Linked DNA regions of Mus musculus: region 2 is linked to region 1. A link is a loop called in an ENCODE intact Hi-C map of the cell type or tissue named here. Cell type or tissue: left cerebral cortex. All regions are shown on one strand.

What was found. A loop is a pair of places that touch in the nucleus more often than their neighbours do. Peaks named below come from ENCODE experiments on the same cell type or tissue, not always from the same donor. Only the 100,000 strongest peaks of a DNase experiment are listed, where the experiment ranks them.
Region 2: it touches region 1 in a loop (2.1-fold over the local background); 2 of 42 quality-filtered maps call a loop at or near these places.

What each region holds. Positions count from the first base shown.
Region 1 is chr15:103,012,351-103,014,850 of GRCm38, reverse strand. It overlaps Hoxc5 (homeobox C5), which reads right to left and starts at 843. Exons shown (of 2, transcript NM_175730.5): 1 at 316-843. The coding sequence starts at 769. In left cerebral cortex, a CTCF peak has its summit at 1,161 (motif pointing left); a DNase peak (open chromatin) is centred at 1,136.
Region 2 is chr15:103,312,299-103,314,798 of GRCm38, reverse strand. It overlaps Zfp385a (zinc finger protein 385A), which reads left to right. Exons shown (of 8, transcript NM_013866.2): 8 at 1-904. Among named protein-coding and RNA genes, the nearest start is that of Gpr84, 3.1 kb to the right of the region's middle. In left cerebral cortex, a CTCF peak has its summit at 1,135 (motif pointing right); a DNase peak (open chromatin) is centred at 1,131.

The DNA of each region.
Region 1 (2,500 bases):
GGAGGGAGCCGCGGGGGGATCCCCACTCTGGAGCCCCATGCTCCTCACCCTTCAGATCCCTCTATTTTTTTAACTCCCTCCCTCTCCCCCCAAAATTGAATATTGCCTTTTATACACGTTTTGTTCCTATGATCCAATTATGTCGTCGTAAATTTGGGCGCACACAGCCTCTAAGCCTTTTAGTGGACAGTTTTACGAGCCATTGATGCCTGGATCGTAAAATTTATGGCCGCAGGTTTTTTTTCTTTATTTGCCCCGCATGGCCTATAAAACCCAGGCGGACCCGAGCGCGCAAAATGAAGTCCTAAAGTTTACCGTGGCTCATGTGCAGTTTGGTCATCCACGGGTAAATCTGTGGCGGGGCCGGTGGCTGGCTCAGTCCGGCAGGCTGCCCTGTCTGCGCCTGCTCCTCTTTGATCTCCCCACTGCTCTTAGCTCGCTCCTCCAGCGCCGGGCGAGCCGCCTTCTGACTGTACATCCCAGGGTTCAGAGGAGCCGCTTCGTCTCTGCCCAGAGCGTGTCCCGGAGCGGCCGCGGCGCTGCAGGCGGGGCGGTCGGGGTGAGCCCGGGGGTTGGCAGCCATGTCTACCCCGTGGAGAGAGTTGGAAGGCGCAGGCGGTGGGAAAGTGATGCTTAAGTCCAATCCGCCGTAGCAGTACCTGGATGCCTGCACCTCTGAGGCCGATCCATAGTTCCCACAAGTTTGCATGTTATAGGCAGGGATATTGGGGCTCTGCTTATAGAATGAATTGGCTACGTAGGAGCTCATGGCGGGGAGGGCCCAAAAAAAATTTCTGCACCCTTTTTGATTAAGGGTGATTTGTGACTCTTTGAAGTTGAGGGGGTTTTTGTTCTCCAAAGTGCACAATTTATAGGTGGAGATATCTCTTTCTTTATCCTATGCGCTCTTCCCAAATAAGGGAGCCTTAAATAGAGTCACGTGACTGGAGCGGCCACTCATAAATTTGGCTTGATGACCTCCGGGAGGTTAGTGATGGAAGCCGGCGAAACGCATCTTGATATGTTGGCAAAGCCCGGGGGTTGGGGGGGGGGGGATGAAAGAGAAAGAGAAGCAAGGGGGAGGAAAAAAAAATGGTTCTTGGAATTGGGGGGTAGTCGGGACAACGAGCTCACAGCGACACCTGGTGCCGACTCGGAGGAATTTCATCTTGTAGCATCGCTTGGCCTTCTAGCAGTCAGTTTGTGGAGAAGTTGTTGCTTGTTGGACAAACTAACCCATTGAGCTTGTCTTTAAAATTCTGCTTAAAATTGAGAAAGGATGAGGCCTTATTTATGAATTACACCGGTGGTTTTTGAAACGAATAGTGCCAGTTCCCTACCTCCAGAGCCTTCCAAACTTCAATGATGACTGAGAAAGAGAGTTGGGGTAGCTAAAGCCCAGCGTGGAGAGCCAGGAGGACATATCTTGGGTTACCTAAACTAAAGGTCAAGGTCTCTTGCTTGGGAGGATTGAACTCAGTTTTGATAAAGAGAAGCTTGTCTTGTATGCTTGGAAAAATTAACCTCTGGGAGGTAGGCAGGATACCCAAGAGGAGAGAGGGTTCCTGAATGAGCAGAAGCAGCAGACAGGTCCTGAGGCTGAGAGTCCTAGGTACTCTCTGGGATGTGACTGGAGGTGAGGGGCCAGGTGAACTTGGGTAGACTTCACAATGTTAGGAACCCTAACATGTTGCAAGAGGCAACATTCCTATGCATGTAACTAGACACAATGAACTGGAGGGCCCTTCTACAGCTCTGTGTGGTCTTCATGTGGTACCATGAGAATGCCAGATATTTCAGATGACCCCCAAGAGCATAGAGGGGCAAGATTGAAACCTCCACAAATATTATGAGCAAGGCAGAGATAAAAGTCTGCTTTTGTTCTTTTAGAGGTAAGCTCTTAGCCCAGGTTTCAAGATAGAAGGCTCATGGGGAGGTGGGTGGGCAGGCAGGGAGTCGGGCAACCCAGACACAGTCTTTGGCCAGGGTTTCTTCAACCTTTGGGTCCTATCCCCTTTCTTAGTCCCAGACCCTACTCTTTACTGCCCACATTTCCTCAGGAACTGAGGAACTCTCAGTCTCTGCCAGAACTCTCCCCCCAACCCCCGCTGGCCGAGGATCTGGAGGAGGGGGGCGGTGGCAGGGACCTGGAGAGTCTGGAAAACTCAGACCGATTTTTCCCCCTCCGGGAGACCTCCCACCCACACTTCTTCCCCTAGGCCCACTCAGGTTTCTATGCTGAGCCTTGGGGAAAGAAGGCTGGATCTGAAAAAGGGTTAGGGTCCTACTGTGCCCCTCATGCGCCAGGTTTGAGGAGAGAAGAGGCAGGAACCAGATAGGCTGGGCTGTAAGGAAGAAGGACTTTTGTCTGGCGGGTCAGGAGTCTCAGAACAGGCCAGAACTCAGTTTCCAGTCTTTCTCTTTCCAGTCGTCCTTGGATCGCTCAGTCTCTGCGGACGGACTCCTGAGGTCCTTGGATTGCCAGGGAGCCTCAGCCAGG
Region 2 (2,500 bases), 300 kb before region 1:
GGGAACCCCGCCCCCTGCCCTTCCCTCTCCCCTAGAAAAGAGGGGGGCCGTCTCACCCCCGAGCCCCCTCGGAGACACCCCCTCCCAAAAGCCATGTCCATCCAACCCTTCCCCTCCAAACCTAGCACAAAACGGGGTTCACAAGCCATGGTCGGGGCCCGGGGGGAGAACATGGATTTTCTTGGCAATAAGCGGACTCTGGGACTCCGGCTCCCCTACCCCAAACTAAAGCGCTTCCGTGAACAACCCCATCCTCCCGCAGGAGGAGGGGAACAGGCGGGATCCTGGGTCCCTCGTAAGCACTTTGGTTTTACCGCCTGCAACCTCACTGTGCCCGCCCCGCACCATGCCCCAGCCCCGGGTCCAGTCGGGCCCATCGCAGGGGGCAGCACTTGGGGGCATCTCAGGCACTTGGGTGGGACCAAGGAGATGCCCTCATAGACCCTTCCCTCGCCTTCTTCCTCCCCGGTCCGGGTTCCATTCTTTTCACCAGCACCCATCGCCCAAGGGGTACCAAGGGGGGCAAGGGGTGTCCAGTCCAAGCCCACCCCCGCCTCGCCTTCCGCAAAACTGTGAGCAAAAAGCAATAGAAGCCTCGCCCCCGCCCCCGGCCCGTCCCTTTCCGCAGGATTTGCCGTCTGTAGCCTCCCCATTCCAGTTCCTAGACCTCATGGCTGCCCCCTCCCGTGACACCTCCACTGCACAACTCGGGCGGGGGCGTGACCCCCAACCCGTCCCTTCTGTGGTTTCCGTGTGGTCAGCCCTTCCAGCCGCCGACCCGGGATGGGGACTGGCCCCCACTGGCCCTCCCCTCCCCATGGACTCTTTCTGCTTGACAATGTAGCAAACCCCCTCCCTCTTTCTCTCTCCTTGACAATAAAGTCTGGATTTGTTCTGCCCTCTCGCCAAGGACTCAGACTGTCTTTGCTTGCTGTTTGGGTAGTGATTTGCTCGGAAGATGCGACTTATGGTGAGGAAGTCTGACACCTAAGGAAGGATATCGGGAAATGAGATTGGGAAGAGGCTGTGTAAAGCCAGCAAAAACTCCCAGGCCCTGTCTAGCTCCTGTAAACTTGGCTAGAAGGAAATCATTTCTGAGACTACAGCTGAAGCTGTTGAGGATTCGCTAAAACTCCACTAGGCGGCGCTAAGGATGCATAAAAGGAGTCTCCCGTTCGATAATGTGTTTCAATTCTAGTGAAGGGGTCTAAACCCAGACGAAGGAAGGAAGGAACCCAGACTTTTGTGACTCATTGGGAATCCACAACAAGACAGGCAGAGGAAGGAGGGATGGGTCTCATATACTGATTCTTGGTCAATCATTGTCCTCTCTGAACCTCAGTTTCCTAATCTGCAAATCCAACAAGCAGGCCTGAGTCTTTTTAAGGATCCTTTGAGACCCATATCCAAGGCCACCGAGGCTGTGCCATCTGCAGATCTGCTACAATACTCTCTCATAGGCCCCAGATGGCCTGTGGCTTAAGGCACTTGGTGCCCTGCAGGGTGCCCCTACAACCTCAGAATCCAGCCTGAGTAGTCTGAAGAACTGTGAGTGACACATCCCTTCACCCTGTGCCCTCATGCCATCTAGCGCTACTAGGCAATAGGCAAGAAAAAATAATAATAAAGCCTCAGACTCAAGCCAGTCTTTGATGGTCCCATGATTGGTTGTCTTTCTCACATCTCTCCCCACCTCCCAGTTTTGTGGAAGCAGAGAAGGTAGGATGCTGATTGAAAGAAGAAGGAGAGTGAAATAGGGGCCCCTAGGTTTATCAACTGAAGTGGGGCCCCAGCAAGTGGGGTTTTTAGTTTGCAGCTCAAAAAAGGAGGGGAGGGGAGGAGGGGGAGACTAGGGCTAGAGGGATAGCTAAGTAGTTAAGAGCACTGGCTACTCTTTCAGGGGATACAAAATCAGTTCCCAGCATCCAATGAGTGATTAAGTAATTCCAGTCCCATGATACTTTTTGTCCCTGGACACCAGGCATGCACATGATGCAGAGACATACGTGCAAACAAAGCACCCATACTCTTGAGTGCTGCGATTACCTTAGTCCTTGATCCTTAGAACACAGCTCCCTCAAGTTATTTATCTGCACTGTGGCATGTACGTCCCCCCACTCCCCTGACCTACACACACAAAATAAATAACTAAACATAAAAATTGAATAGGTGGAGAATAATGGCTGTCTTGGTGTGGGGAGGATGGCACAGAGGGACTAGGAAAAATGAGTTGGAGAGGCTGGGAAACTGATAAGCCCCAAACTTGATGTTTCAAAATAGAATATATCATTCCCTCCCCTCCCTAAACTTGTCCTTCCTCCCATGTTTCTTATCTTTCTTTTTGGTGCTGGGGAATGAACCCTGGGTACATTATAGTCCTTCAGTCTCTTGCTTAGCAGCCCCACCAACTAACCACAAAACAGGGGTCATCTGTCTGTTTGCTTGTTTGTTTGTTTTTAAAACAAAGTCTCACTTTGTGCCCAGCCTGGCCTCAAAATGC